Regions from separate parts of the Mus musculus genome. Here region 1 is linked to region 2. Evidence: chromatin loops called from intact Hi-C (ENCODE). Cell type or tissue: heart. All regions are shown on one strand. Links, peaks and the distances in the headings refer to the core of each region. The heading gives the core; the rest is flanking DNA.

Region 1 (7,991 bases), core at 1,810-6,809, 140 kb before region 2:
CTCTGGGCTGGTAGTCTTGGGTTCTATAAGAGAGCAGGCTGAGCAAGCCAGGGGAGGCAAGTCAGTAAAGAACATTCCTCCATGACCTCTGCATCAGCTCCTGTTCCCTGACCTGCTTGAGTTCCAGTCCTGACTTCCTTTGGTGATGAACAGCAGCATGGAAGTGTAAGCCAAATAAACCCTTTCCTCCCCAACTTGCTTCTTGGTTATGATGTTTGTGCAGGAATAGAAACCCTGACTAAGACAAGATGGTTGTGAGCCACCATGTGGTTGCCAGGAATTGAACTCAGGACCTTTGGAAGAGCAGTCAGTGCTCTTAACCACTGAGCCATCTCTCCAGCCCCACACCTTTATTTTGATCCCATGTCTTAGCACCATGAGAGTCTCCTACCATGGAGGGGCATGATTTACACTCTCTTTCCTTTTCACTGGTGAGGCCTGGGCTTGCTCCACCCACTGGGAGCACAGCAGAAGTGGTACAGGGTGACATCTATATTTCAGATCATAAAAAACATCCAGCCTTCCCAGGCTTTCTCTGTCTGAATGCTTTGGTACCCAGCCACCATGTTGCAAGAAGGTCCTTACCCTCCTGAAGAGGGTCTGAGGCTTTCTCCCATGGTCAAATTGCCAACCGAGCCGGCCAGCCCCAGCCCCACTCGCACCGTCAGACACTGTGGCCCTCCTTCCCTTCCTCCTGCCTCCACCTTCACGCAGGTAGGCGCGCTTCCTACCATTGAGCTACATCCCAAGCCCAGAGACATTTTAAAGTACAACCTCAAGACCCAGAGGCCACACCCAGCCACACAATAGAAATAACAAATAAAAATGATGATTGCAGTTTTCTCTCAGTGTCGGTGACACGATTTGTTATGCTGCATTAGCTACTGATACAGAGTTATTCATGAGGCTGAGACTGAGACGGCAGCAGATATGGAGCAGATAGGGACCTGCAGAAACCTATGATGTTTAGAGGTCCAGAGTGGACCCTAATGCAGTTAACGACACTGTACTATCTATTAGTTTGGTGTGTGTGTGTGTGTCCGTTCGTCCATGTGCGTTCCTGCTATGTGTACAGAATGACACATATGTAATGCAGTTTGAATATACCAGCTTCGTCAAGAGGAAGAGATATGTAGCCTTATTTCCTAACTCAAAATTAGGACAGTTTACTCATAGTCCACTGCAGCTTGGCAGTGGAACAAAGTGTTTGGAAGCAGGGCTAACCAGAATAATCTAGAAGGTATGATCTGTTCACCTTGAAATAGTTCCATGGAAGCTTTGGAGGAAGGGCTCACTGGAGCGACAGCTATCATGAGGTGGACATCATTCCTTTTAGTGTGTCCATCTTCTCTCCTGCCTAGGCTCTCCTGTCAATGCATTTCCTTCTCATCTCTCCAGAACAAGAAAGAAAGGGAGAGAAGAAAGAGAAGGGGAGTATGGTTGGAACGGATGGGGAAATGACCCGATACAGTATATAGAGAAATCAATGGGAAGGGAGATGCAGCCGGCTGGCTGCTTTAGGACTGGACTTGGGTACTGGCCCTAAGCCCTCAGCATTGCTTTGGTGCTGATGCATGGAAGGAATGGGGTGTGGTGGCTCTGAGGTTAGCTGGGCCAGCAGCAACTATGAGAAAGAAAGGCCGGCAGCCAAGGAACTGTTCGTTTGTTCCAGGACTGGAAGTCAGTTTGGTGTAACCTATGACCTGGAGAATTTGGGCTGCCCCAGGTCCAGCTGTGTCCAGATGTAGAGCCCACAGGCTCAGACATGTCAATTCCTGTTTGTTCAAGGCTCACCACCGCCTCTCCTACAGCCAGACCCAAGGGTGGCTCTGGGAAGGGAGGAACTGGGCCTTCTGTCTCCAAGTTAAGGCCGCTGAGGCTTCAAGGAGAAATGGGAGCTTACTGTGCCTGACAGGGCCTGGGTGCAGAAGTAAGGCAGGGAGGGAAAACTGTATGGAGAGAGGGGGGTGTGAACAGCTGCGTCTGCTCCCTGGAGCTTCTCAAGGGATCGTGAGTTCCAAGAATGGGGGCTGCAGGCTCCTAAGCGTGTTTGTGTTTTAGACTTAACACCTTTTCATACAAGTTGTTGTCGCTCCATGAATCATGTCAGAGGGAAGGAGGGAAGGATGGAAGAAGAGAGACAAGAGTAAGGGGGCGGGGGTTGTTGGTTCCTTAACTTCCCCTCAAAATCAATTGACTGTCTAATTAAGACATGGCAGTATTCTAACTGAAATCTAACTTCTATTAGAGGCGGGTAGGCCTAGTTCAACCCTAAGCTTCCAGACATCTGGACCTCAAGTTCCATGTCTCCACGGCTTCAGCCTCGTTACTCTTAGATGAACTGCTGGTTGAGGGTTAAGGAACCAAGTGGAATCTGATGGGCAGACCTGAGTTCAAATGCACACACCACCGCTTTGCCGTGGTGCTTAAATCAAGGTGCTTAGACTCCCTTACGTTGGCTCCGTTTGCTATTGAGCAGGACAGGGTCCCACTACAGAGATGGCTCAGTGGTTACAAACACTTGCTCTCCCAGAGGAGCTGGGTTTGGTTGGTAGCACCCACACCAGGCAGCTAACAGCCATTTGTAATTCCAGCTCCAGGGCATGCATGCCCCTTGGACATTTACACACCACACACTCACACACACACAGATACACACACACACACACACACACACACACACATACACACACAGATACACACACATACAAACAAATAATAATAAATAAATCTTAACCAAACAAAACACAGAAGGTACGGTCCCCACTGTAATAAAGGCTTAAGGAAATAAGGTGGGAAAGCCTGCACAACACCACCTCACAGCACCCCGGGAATGCTAGTACCCTCACTGTCCCAGGAGTAGACAGCTCCTCATGCTGCCATCCCTCCAACTACCCCTACTCCAGCCTCGCGTCTCTGGCCACCTGACCTTTTCCATGCCCAATTCCTGCCTCTGTGGCTGCCTATGGCCCCTGAACATCCATTTCTACCTTTGGCTCAACTCTGAGCAGGGGAGCTTGACAGTGTTCCCCAGGAGGCTTGCCTTTTAAGAAGGGAGGAGCCAGCCAAGAGCCCAGGATCAGTCACAGGGACAGGACTTTCTATGGGGTATGGGGGTGGGGGTGGGGTAGTCAGAAGCCTCACACATAGCCTGTTATTTGCTGTGAAATAAGAAAGAAAGAAAGAAAGAAAGAAAGAAAGAAAGAAAGAAAGAAAGGAAGGAAGGAAGGAAGGAAGGAAGGAAGGAAGAAAGAAAGAAAGAAAGAAAGAAAGAAAGAAAGAAAGAAAGAAAGAAAGAAAGAAAGAAAGAAAAAAGAACAGTGGGTGCTCCCAAGTTCTACAGCACCCCAGGGTCCTGCCTCCTCTAACCTTCTATCTTATCCCCATGACACAAGCTGAAAAGCTTTGCTGCCCTCATTCTGCCCTTCTTGCCTGCCCAGGGCGGTTGACAGAGTCTGGGACCTTCAGGTATGGCAGATAGCTTGGCACAGTCCCTGCCAGAGGGGAAGGATCATATACATGCCCAGACCTCATCTGATTAAAAAACAGCTGCCTCAAATGCATTGTGTCACAGTTCTTAATTTGGAGGGGAGTGACACGGAGGCTCAGGCTGGCCTGATGTGAGGTCAGCCGACACTGACAGTAAGCGTACTGTGCGGTCAGCCAAGAATCCAGGCCCGTGGCTCCAGCCACACGTCAGAGAAAGTGCTCTGGTGCGGACTTAGACTCATGCCATGGAGGGTCCGCTGATAGGCTGTGGGGACAATGGCTTCAGAATCCTCCTTTTTAATGGCTCACCAGTCCTCAGGAATCATGAGCGGGGCCGGCTTTTTGTCCACCAAGGGGCACCCGTGCACTGTGAGGAAGGTCCAACCGGCTCTGCCAGCGTGGCTCTGTCCAGGGTGAGGAGCAAAGGTTTGGGGAGGAGTCACTTTGTTTTTAAGATTCCCTGGCAAGCGCCTCTCACATTCCAGAACACAGAGGACCGAGGACCCCTGCTTGTCCAGAGGCATCCGGGGCTGGCAGCCAGCCCAGGCCTTTCCTGTCCTCTTCATTCCAAAGGTCTCTGTTCGGTTTCTGCATCCCTCCTTGGTGGAAGGCTGTGCTGGGACTGGGAAAAGCTGGGGAACTTCCTGCTTAACTCGACGCTCTTGGGAAGCCACACATATCTAGACATTCACTGAGTACTTACAAGTGCCCAGCACTGTGGCAGCCACCCAGAAAGTGACACTGAAGGAGCCCTGATGTCTGCCTATGGGGCCATGGACCCACAAGGTGCACACTTCAGAGCCTGAGCAGGTGGGTGCATCAAGGGACTCAGAAGAGATGCTACTGAGGGTCTGTGCCACTGGAGCCCATTGGCTGCAGGATTCGGGGCATCACCTGCTAAATCACATCCAGTGCCTGCTGCCTCACTGGTCCTATGATGAGGGAGAGAAGCTCAGTATTTGTTGAATGAATGAATGCTTGAGTGAATGAAATGAGGCTGTCCAAGAAGACTTCTTGGAGGAAAGGTAGAAGGCTCACACACATGCCTAGATCCTACCTGATCAAAGAACTTCTCCGCTCTTTTTTTTTTAAGATATTTTCTTTATTTACATTTCAAATGTTATCCCCTTTCCTGGTATCCCATCCCCCCTCCCCACTTCCCCTGCTCACCAACCCACCCACTCCCCCTTTCTGGCCCTGGCATTCTCCTATACTGGGGCATAGAAGCTTCACAGGACCAAGGGCATCCCGTTCCATTGATGACCGACTAGGCCATGCTCTGCTACATATACAGCTAGAGCCATGAGTCCCACCATGTGTTTTCTTTGGTTGGTGGTTTAGTCCCAGGGAGCTCTGGGGGAACTGGTTAGTTCATATTGTTGTTCCTCATATGGGGCTGCAAACTCCTTCAGCTCCGTGGCTCCTTTCTCTAGCTCCTCCATTAGGGACCCTGTGCTCAGTCCAGTGGATGGCTGCGAGCATCCACCTCTGTAGTTGCCAGACACTGGCAGAGCCTCTCAGGAGACAGCTATATCAGGCTCCTGTCAGCAAGCTCTTGTTGGCATCCACAATAATTTCTTGGTTTAGTAGTTGTATATGGGATAGATCCCCAGATGGGGCAGTTTCTGGATGGTCGTTCCTTTAGTCTCTGCTCCACACTTTGTCTCTGTAACTCCTTCCATAGGTATTTTGTTTCTCCCTACTAAGAAAGATCGAAGTATTCACACTTTGGTCTTCCTTCTTCTTGAGTTTCAGGTGTTTTGCAAATTTTATCTTGGGTATTCCCAGCTTCTGGTCTACTATACACTTATCAGTGAGTACATATCATGTGTGTTCTTTTGTGATTGGGTTATCTCACTCAGGGTGATATCCTCCAGATCCATCCACTTGCCTAAGAATTTCATAAATTCGTTGTTTTTTCCTTTTTTTTTTTCAAGACAGGGTTTCTCTGTGTAGCCCTGGCTGCCCTGGAACTCACTCTGTAGACCAGGTTAGCCTCAAACTCAGAAATCCACCTGCCTCTGCCTCCCAAGTGTTGGGATTAAAGGCGTGTGCCACCACTGCCCAGCTAAATTCATTGTTTTTAATAGCTGAGTAGTACTCCATTGTATAAATGTACCACATTTTCTGTATCCATTCCCCTGTTGAAGGACATCTGGGTTCTTTCCAGCTTCTGGCTATTATAAATAAGGCTGCTATGAACATAGTGAAGCATGTGTCCTTATTACAAGTTGGAGCATTTTCTGGCTATATGCCCAGGAGTGGAATTGCTGGATCCTCAGAAAATTGAACAGCCAAACTGATTTCCAGAGTGGTTGTACAAGCTTGCAATCCCACCAGCAATGGATGAGTGTTTCTCTTTCTCCATATTCTCGCCAGCATCTGCTGTCACCTGAGTTTTTGATCCTAGCCATTCTGACTGGTGTGAGATGGAATCTCAGGGTTGTTTTGATTTGCATTGCCCTGATGTAAGGATGTTGAACGTTTTTTAGGTGCTTCTAAGCCATTCAGTATTCCTCAATTGAGAAGTCTTTGTTTAGCTCTGTACCCCATTTTTAATAGGGTTATTTGTTTCTCTGGAGTCTAACTTCTTGAGTTCTTTGTATATATTGAATATTAGCCTTTTATCGGATTTAGGATTGGTAAAGATCTTTTCCCTATCTGTTGGTTGCCTTTTTGTTTTATTGACAATGTCCTTTGCCTTATAGAAACTTTGCAATTTTACGAGGTCCCATTTGTCAGTTCTTTTTTTTTTTTTGGCGGGGGGGGGGGGGATCTCGAGACAGGGTTTCTCTGTGTAGCCCTGGCTGTCCTGGAACTCAGTCTGTAGACCAGGCTGGTCTCGAACTCAGAAATCCGCCTGCCTCTGCCTCCCAAGTGCTGGGATTAAAGGCGTATGGCACCACGCCCGGCTGTCAATTCTTGATCTTACAGCATAAGCCATTGTTCTTAAAGTGACCACACAACAGAAATGGCTGCTTGAAACTTCAACAGAGAGAAAGCAGCAAGAATCCAAAGGGAGAAGACTCTACACAGTCCTAAACTACCTCAGTCTCCACTCACACAAATTGTTCTTCCAGCTCTCTAACTGGAAGAGGCAGGCTGAAGAGGGCTCGACTCCCAAGTGCTTCCATGCCCCAGTAGAGCTCTGATGACTTCCGGTTATATTTGGAAGCCTCCTTTGTAAGCTCCTGTGAGCTTCTTGAATGGTGGTGAAGCCTGAGTTTCTTTGTGTAACTGCATTGCCAGTTAAACACCATGCCAGGTATACGGTAAGTTTAGTAAGAAATCCTTTCTTTAGTTCATTAGTGGATTACTCACTGGTTAGACTTGGTGAAAGGCTGGTGTCAAGCAGCACTTCCAGTCTCTGGCCTCACGAGTGGGTGGGCTACAGGAGCAGATGTGTCACACCTGGAGATTACACCAGATCCAGAGCACCAAGCAGGAAGTGAGGCTACAAAGCAACCAGGAGGCAGATTCTGATTAAAAACCACGTTTACAGATGGAAGCAGTGTGAGGAACCCTGGCCCGAGCCCTCACTTAAGCTGAGAAACTAAGACCAGGAGACAAATTATTTGTTCAAAGTCACATAACATCGCCTGTCCATCCAAACCTGCTGTGCTGTCTTGGTCTTTAGGGCTCAGTGTTCCCTTACTACACCATGCTGATCTTTCTTGGACATTACTTAGCCTTTCCCTCAGGCCTTCTGAGGGGCAGCCTCAGCTCCTGCAGCAGTCTCTGCAGGGCTGGGTCTGCCTTCTGCTGGCTGTCAGACCCAGCCCTGCTAGGGGAACAAGGTGATGCAGAGGAGTTCCCATTCCCAGTCCCTCTAACACGTGCCCAGCAGACCCTCAGACCTCTCTGTGAGAGGGATGGGTGCTTCCAGCTCTGCTTGTCCAATCCCCTCCACCCCCTCCCAGAGCTGGGCTAGCGTGGACTTGAAAAATTCCAGGGCAGGCAGAGGCAGCCTGCCTGGCAGACAAACTCGGTGCGGAGCTACCACAAGAAAGGCTCAAAGATTTCATTTAATCCCCAAACTCCTGGCTTGGAGGGGATGTCATAAATCAGAAGGGGACTTTGTTGTTGTTTCCAGTGATGTGCTGGCTGGCAACCGTTCCTCCCAGACTTTTCCCTTTCTGCTTCCTGGAGGTGGGAAGGCATGAAAGGGGACTGGAGAGTCAGGAGAGGAAGGGAGGCAGGCCACAGGGAAGCATTGCTGATTTACTTTAGTCTGGACCACCTATGGCTGTGCCCACCACTTTCAGACTGACTTCATCGATGTTCTAGCCCTGACAAGCTGGGGGACAGCAAGAAGATGGATCCAGGGAGCAAGCGTTTCAACACCTTCCTACCTATGCCATCCTCCTGGACAGAGATGACACCAGAGGCAGGCCGTGGAGGCCACAGAGAGTAGCTGTGTCCATCTGTGCCCAAGCCCCTCCCAGATTGCTGGCTAACCCAACCTCTAGAGTCTATCCCTCCACTGCTGGTCCAGAGAGGAT
Region 2 (7,991 bases), core at 1,426-6,425:
CGTGTCTGACAGCTGTGATGGGAACAGATGAAGTGGGACAAGGGTGAAGACAGACAGAGATCAGGGAGGTATCGGTAAACAGTGGTAGTATAGACAGTGACTTGAGTTGGGCTGTTGTTGAACAGGAATCAGGAGCCCACTGCTATTTTGAAAGGGAACCCCACAGGATAGTGTGTGTCCATGAGACCCATGGCATGCAGTCTCTTAATCATGTAAGGGTCACTTTGATGTCCCACTTTGCACATTGGAAAACTCACATTTTGGAGAGCTTGAGAAAAATCACTTAGCTAGCAAATTCCATAACTAGGCCTGGCTTAAGCCAAATCTTCTGCTGAGAACAGCCTGGAGTACCCCCCCCCCAACACACACACACACACACACACACACACACACACACACCTGCTCCTGTGCACAACAGCTCTGTGTCACTGGGCTGTACATAGGTAGGAGCACAAGACGAGTAAGGTCCAGTTTTTGACCCTGAAAAGCATGGTTTGGAGAAGGAGATCCAGGTAATGAAAAATAATATTAGGTAAACAGATGGGGCCTTAGAGATGATGAAGAGACAGGCCACATGCCCACGGTGGGGAGGAGAGAGAAGACATTTGGAAGGATGTACCAAGTGGAGATGGAGTAGGCTTTGCACAAGATAAGATTTGGGCAAACATCCCTGGATGGCCCAGCCACTCAGAGGGGTGAACCCAGCATTTGGGTTGGAAAGAACATGGGCAGGCCTGGAGCCAGCAGTCAGAGGCCAGGGAGCCACTACAGGTTCTGAAGGTACAATGGGGTGGGGATGGGAGAGTGTGAGGTGTCAGGCCTGAGTTTCCCAAAGAACTCTCCTTCCGTGGAGGGCAGACACGAGGGCAGAGAGGCCCCTTTCCCTGTAGACAATGCCCTTCCCAGAAGATCTTCTATAACAGAGAGAGTGAGCGCATGCTTCCAGGAAATACACAGTGCTCTCCCCCAGCTTGTGTGCATGTGTGTGATGGTCTATAAATACATTCAGACAGGCTTTGGCTGGAGTCTCTGCACCCTGAGGGCATTGACTCTGGCTCTGGCTCTGGCTCTGGCTCTGCCTCTGCCTCTGCCTCTGCCTCTTGGCTCCTGAGCTGCCTTTGTCGCAGCAGCAATAGCATTACCCAGAAGGCTATGGGGGAGGCGGGCAGGAATGTAATTGTCATATCCTGGGCCCACTTAGGACATCCAAGCAAACATTTCACTTTAAGAGCCTGTTAAGGATAAGCTGACTCCACAGTGGGTTGGGAGGGGAACCCTAGCCAGTGGTCCCAGGTCCATTCTGGGTAGAGATAGAGAAGGAGGGCAGGGTGACTTTACCATGTCTGATTCCATGAACCTTTATCCTTTGAATCCTAGTAGTGGAAGGAAAGAGACAGACAGACACAAAGACATTGAATTTTTCTTTTTACACTGAGGAGTGGTGGTGACTGGTGAAATGGTTCAGCAGGTCAAGTTGTGTATTGCAAGCCTCATGGCTTGCATTCAATCCCAGCTGATTTCTATAGGTTGTTCTCTGACCTCCATAAACTCAGTTTGACACTGGAAGACCTGCATGCACACACACACACACACACACACACACACACACACACACACCATCATAATCACCATTTAATTACAAATATGTGTCTGTGTACATGTGCATACATGCTGCCTCCCAGGCACAGGCATGCCTCATGCTTGCGCTGTAATCCTCTCTTGCTATGGCTATGGCATGCCCAGCTACTTGTCAGGCTAAGGTAAGAGAATGGCTTAAGCCCTGGGGTTGGAGGCTAGCCTGAGCAACATGGTGAGGCTTGCCATTTCTCCCGCAATTGTCTCTGCAACTGCATGGCTAGAGAGCTGCAGCCAACAGATTTGGAACTCAGAACTCACAGTCCTAGAGTGCACCAAGGTCACACACAGTAGGGTGCTGTCGCAGGCACTGGCTTTGGAAGCCTATCTTCTTGGATGACAGCACATCAGGAAAGGTGTGTGGTGAAGGCTGAGAGGCATCTTCAGATCTTCTCCACGCCTTTGACATCCTCTGAGGACACTGTGCCCAGTGGGCGCTTCATCGTGGGGAGAGGAGAGGAGAGGAGAGGAGAGGAGAGGAGAGGAGAGGAGAGGAGAGGAGAGGAGAGGAGAGGAGAGGAGAGGAGCACTCAGGAAAGCAGAAGTGGTCTGCGGCAGGGACTAGCATTGACCAGGATCTGCTTGGAGACAGTGACTGTAAACCTGCCATCTGGGGACATGGAAACCACCTAGTACCTGCCAACGATGAGAGCCACGATGATTTGGACACTGTGCTCTCAGGGCTGTTCAACGCATATCCTCTCTTTTGTTCTGTCAAGGTGTCTGAAGTGTTTAGTGACTGATGTCTCCATCAATCAGGGAAAGAAGGTGGGGGCTTGAGCAGCTGCTGTGTGCGCAGTGCTGAGGACTTAGATGCGGCAGAGTTAAGGCACCTTTCCCCGATCTCCCACACACATCACACACCTCTCATGTGTGAAGTGACCCTCCTGGAAGCCCTTCCCTCTGCCTTGCTGGGCCTCCCTGGGAAGAATGGATGCCCTAAGCTGACAAATGCCCAGCACCCCAGGCTATGATGTAGGACAGGGTGTAGTCTCAGGGTTTCATCCCCAGCACCCAGCCTGTGTGCACACACTTATACACTCTCCCTACACCAGCCTTTTAGACATATTTGCACACTCACCACACGGGATTACAGTAGCAGTCTGTTGTACACCTGTCTCCTGCATATGTGGTTGCCTGAGAGCCAAGCCTGTAGATGTTAGCCAGGTAGTGTAATCTGAAGGTGGAAACAAAACAAGCTACAGAGTTATTAAGCCAAGACCCGACCTGCTGTTCCTCAGGAAGTTGGGACAGCAGAGGGAGGGGCAGAGGCCACTTAAGGAACTAGTTTAGGCTCGACCTGAGAATTTAAATCTACAGGTGTGGGCAGTGCACTGGTTGTTTACACAAGTTTCTCTGAGCTCACCTTTCTGCTCTTCCTTGCAAAATCAGTTTATGTTCAAAATTATGGCAAACTGTAAAGCCCTGAATTATCAGGCCTACCATGTGAGCCACCAGACCCTGAAGGACAGGAGTAATAGTGTAGCCATCTCCTGTCACCTGCTTGGACACAGGGTAAAGGGTGAAGGTCTGGGTTACATCACCTCCTCTGGAGGCCACTGGACTGATCCTCTCCAACACCTGACCCTGGTCAGGACTTCCTCCAGGGCTTTTCTTCCACAGGGTTATGGTTCAATGACCTCTTGTTCTATAGGTTCCTGCCCATGCCCCATTTTGAAGAGGAATTCAAGATGACCCTTCCGTCAGTGTCCAGGGAGAGGGGATGGGTTCAGGAGGGGCAAAAAAGCAGTGGAGAGGGGCCTGGTCAACCTTTCTTGCCTGCCTCTCAGATTATGCCCATCCTAGATGAATGTCCCTCATGGGAATCATTCATAGATCCCTCTCCTGCAGAAGGTATCTGCGCACATGTTCTCTGTCTCTGCAGAAGGGGACCTGGCCCTGACTCCACAGTTCCCTTCTCCAAGATTTGGGATCATCCTGGTGGTCACAGCCAGAGTCCAGGATTTAGGCTGACTCCCCTGCACACAGACAGGGTTATACATGCACACACACACACACACACACACACACACACACACACACACAGAGAGAGAGAGAGAGAGAGAGAGAGAGAGAGAGAGACTCCCAATCACAAACACTCTCAGAGGAAGTCAGAGTGGGAAATAGTGATTGTCTTTATAAATAAACATCCAGGCTCAGTTCAGACTTCTTGGAACGACAGGTTCCTTTTCTGGGCTGAGTCACACCTGGCCTGGAGCGTACCTATTCAGACAGGTCCCTCCCCATCAAGTGCCGCTTGGGACCAAAATGGAGGTCTTCCTCCCCCTGCTGGTCACTTTGAGAACATACCCCAAGATGGGCCCATTAAAAGCTGGGAAAAGTCTCACTCTATGGAGAAGATGAAGGATGTAGGCGCCCAGTGATCTCTTTCTTTTTATTTTAGGAGGCAACAGTGAGTTCTGCCCATCCTTCCAAAGTTAGGCGTCCTCTCTCTGCTGTATGAAAGAGATGCTGGTGTTCAAAGTGCTCACAGAGAGTTACAGGCAGCTCATGTGTCAGCCTCCTTCCAGATCTTGCCCTATCAGCCAACACTCCTCTTTTCATTTAAAAGTTATCATCATCACCATCACCATCACCATCATCATCACCTCCACCACTACCACCACCAACACCACTATTATTTATTTGTTTGCACATATCTGTGAGGACCAGAAGACAACACTTGGAGCCAATTCTCTCTTCTCACCATGGACCCTGGGAATTCATCTCAAGTTTTCAGGCTTGGTAAGCAAATGCCTTCAAGTTCAGGTTACTCACCGAACCATAGCCCTACTCCCCGGCACTTTTCATTTTAGTTTATTTACAGTGTACGTGTTTGTATGTGTGCGCTCACATAAACATAACACAGTGGAAGGGCGAGGGGTCAGAGAAAACTTTGGTTCTCTACTTCCGTCGTGCGGGTCCCAAAGTCCTTTCTGCCATGTGGGCCCCAAGTATCAAACTCGTCATCAGGTTACCTTAGGCATCTTTATCTACTAAACCATCTCACTTGCACCAACTCCCTTCTTAATTCCACCCCATCCCGGCCAGCTCTGAACCATTTCCCTATTCCAATCCCATTCTGCCAGGAACAGCTGAGGTGAGCAGACATCGATCATTGCTGACTGACTACTCATGAGGTGGGTGGAGACAGGAATCCACAGAAAAAGCCCCTAACAGACCAAGGGCCTGTAGGGGGTACTTAAGTCTGGGACAAGAGGTTGTGACATCTCTCCCATGAAGAAGCTTCCATCCAAGGGCAGTGGGGTTGGGGGGCACCCCAGATGACCAGGGAGCACTGAAGTGCATATCACATACCCAGGGCATGGCTGGAGGTCACGTAGAATCTCCTCAGAGAGCGTGGGCCAGGCCTGTCTTTACCAGGGGACTCCTGGGCACCTTCCCTCTGTGCTCAGCATGCCCAGGGCCATGAGGCCGCTCGTGTCTCACACAGTCGGGACAGAGCACACGTGCTGCTTTTCATGGGACTGGCTGTTTGGTCTCTGCTCGCTGGACCTTCATCATCAGTAAGTGCTTTGACTGAGTTAGGGGCTGGCTCTCCCCACTCCTATCTAGTCCTGGCTACCTGCAGCATGGGCTCCAAGTTGGGACGTCATATTACCTCTCCAGGGACCTTTGTAGGCTGTGTGTCTGCTGGAGTGAGTGACACGCAATCCTCAAGGCTCCTGTTGTCACCTAGGAGAGGGTTTCTTTTGGTCACCTTTCCTCCTTGGTTCTCTCGTATAGTCAAGAGCCACCCTAGAATAGATCAACCTGACACCCAGGGAACCCGGGGAAGATGCAGCCCAGTGATTACAGGACAAGGATCTGAAGCCATTGCCTGGGACCCGGGTCCCACTTCAGCAGATCAGTGTTATTTTGGGCAGCCAGAGCTCCATCTCTGAACCTCTGTTTCCCGACATATTGTCAGTCAGGAAAATAGTCCTTACGGCCTAGCGTTGTATAGAAACCGAATGCATCAGCACAGTGACATGGAGGAATGTGAGTACTATGTCAAAAACCAGGGTCCATAAAGGATAAACAGGATATTTTGCCAGAGTCTTAATTTTATCAGAGAGGGGGAGGGGCTCCCTTTGGAAGTAAACCAGAAAAATGTACAACTTCAAATAAATGTTGAAGAAGATATGACCTAAGAAAGATTTCTGGGCTCTACTCTAAACTTGTGAACAAGGATTGTCTGGCCAAAGGTTGATGTCTGCCTCTGGAAATCTTTAATAGACGCATGTGAGACTCTGATGCCCACCAAGAGCCGGCTCTGAGCCGAGAGTGCACAATATACTCCACTCTCGGCTTCTGCCCCTGGCTGGCTTTCAGATGCCTGAGACCCTTCTGAGAGCATCTCAGCACAGTGGATTCACCAGGGTAGCCTGCCTCAGGATCTGTTAAGTAGACTTAGTTACAGGTCCTTATAAGGGGTGGAGGGTATCTGTTCTCTAGATTCCCAATCAGCCCTCATAAGAAGTTTCTAGAGCCGGGCGTGGTGGCACACACCTTTAATCCCAGCACTTGGGAGGCAGAGGCAGGCAGATTTCTGAGTTGGAGGCCAGCCTGGTCTACAATGTGAGTTCCAGGACAGCCAGGGCTACACAGAGAAACCCTGTCTAGAAAAAAACAAACAAACAAACAAAAACAAAAAACAAAAAAGCTTTCTCTTAGGCCCGTGGCGCCCGCAAGATGGGCAAGTGTCGTGGTCTCCGAACTGCCCGGAAGCTCCGCAGTCACCGACAGGACCAGAAGTGGCATGATAGACAGTACAAGAAAGCCCACTTGGGCACAGCCCTGAAGGCCAATCCGTTTGGGGGCGCCTCTCATGCAAAGGGAATTGTGCTGGAAAAAGTAGGGGTTGAGGTCAAACAGCCAAATTCTGCCATCAGGAAGCGCGTCAGGGTGCAGCTCATTAAAAACGGCAAGAAGATCACAGCGTTCGTGCCCAATGATGGCTGCCTGAACTTCATTGAGGAAAATGATGAAGTTCCGGTTGCTGGATTTGGTCGAAAAGGTCATGCTGTAGGTGATGTTCCTGGAGTCCGCTTTAAGGTGGTTAAAGTAGCCAATGTTTCTCTGTTGGCTCTATACAAAGGCAAGAAAGAACGGCCAAGATCATAAAATTTGACAATGGAAACATAGGAATAAATTTTCATATTCTGAAAAAAAAAAGTTTCTAGCTGATTCTGGGAGTCTGGTGGGGTTAAAAGTAAGAGTATGACGATGGGAATGGTCATGGTGGCTCAAGAGAAGTCATCGCACATCCCAGACTATCTGGGTTTGGAAGAAGAGGGGCTGGGGGTGAGTGAGGGTGGGTGGGTGGGTGGAGGTGGGTGTTGTGTATGTATGTTCCAGACTCCACTACGTACTGTACGTACTGTGCTTCTGAGGCTCCAGTTAACAGTCTTCTCATGGTAAGATACATACATCTTCCAGTATTCCCCACCACACACACACACACACACACACACACACACACACACACACACAAAACCCTGGAGGACTACATTTCCCAGACTTCCATCCACTTAGGTATGGTCATGTGACTGGGTTTGTCCAATTAGCAGCAAATGAATGTATCAGGGCAGTTTCTTCTTTTTAGTTTGTTTCTTTGAGATTCACCACCCCCCACACACACGGTTGGCCATATGACTATGAAGTCAAGGACAAGTCTAAAACTACCTAGCTGCTCTGTGTGTGTGTGTGTGTGTGTGTGTGTGTGTGTGTGTGTGTGTGTGTGTTGGGGATTTGAGTCTGAGGGTTCTTATGCCCACACTCCCCTACCATAGTATGTGGGTTTGAGTCCCTCTGTGTTCCTCTGTACCTTCATCAGCTATTGCATGAGAAACATTACAGCCATCTCTGCTTAAGGATGGAAATCATTGTGCCATTGGGTGCTTCTCCTATTGAGCAAACAATAGTGTGTGCCTACTCACGCCTAGATGATGTCAGTCAGCTGCCCTGCCTGTCAGCTACCCTGCCTGGCCTCTTGCTGTAGTCAAGAGATATGGTAACCGTGAGCTGGATGGGGTGGCATACTCAGGACGTAGCAACATATGGCTTGTAGCAAGCTTTAAAAAAAAAATAGCAGCAGTTAGGGGCTGGAGAGTTAGCTCAGTGGTTACGGGCAATGTTTGTTCTTCCAGAGGATCTGGGTTCAATTCCCAGCGCCCACATGTCAGCTCACAATTGTCTGTAACTCCAGTTCCAGAGGATCTGACATCTTCAGACAGGCAGGCAGACCAAAAAACCAATGCTCACAAAATAAAAATAAATAAATTGGAAAAAAAAAAAAAGCTGGGTGGTGGTGGTGACACAGGCTTTTCTTTAATCCCAGCACTCAGGAAGCA

The links. A loop is a pair of places that touch in the nucleus more often than their neighbours do. Peaks named below come from ENCODE experiments on the same cell type or tissue, not always from the same donor. Only the 100,000 strongest peaks of a DNase experiment are listed, where the experiment ranks them.
Region 1: it touches region 2 in a loop (6-fold over the local background); 8 of 42 quality-filtered maps call a loop at or near these places.

Annotation. Positions count from the first base shown.
Region 1 is chr1:133,958,018-133,966,008 of GRCm38, forward strand. No RefSeq gene overlaps it. Among named protein-coding and RNA genes, the nearest start is that of Bmncr, 15 kb to the right of the region's middle. In heart, for the core only: a CTCF peak has its summit at 3,837 (motif pointing right); a DNase peak (open chromatin) is centred at 3,934; H3K4me3 peaks cover 656 bases; H3K27ac peaks cover 1,119 bases.
Region 2 is chr1:134,103,038-134,111,028 of GRCm38, forward strand. It overlaps the pseudogene Gm8618. Among named protein-coding and RNA genes, the nearest start is that of Chit1, 4.2 kb to the right of the region's middle. In heart, for the core only: a CTCF peak has its summit at 3,930 (motif pointing left); DNase peaks (open chromatin) are centred at 2,534, 3,834 and 5,024; H3K27ac peaks cover 566 bases; H3K27me3 peaks cover 421 bases.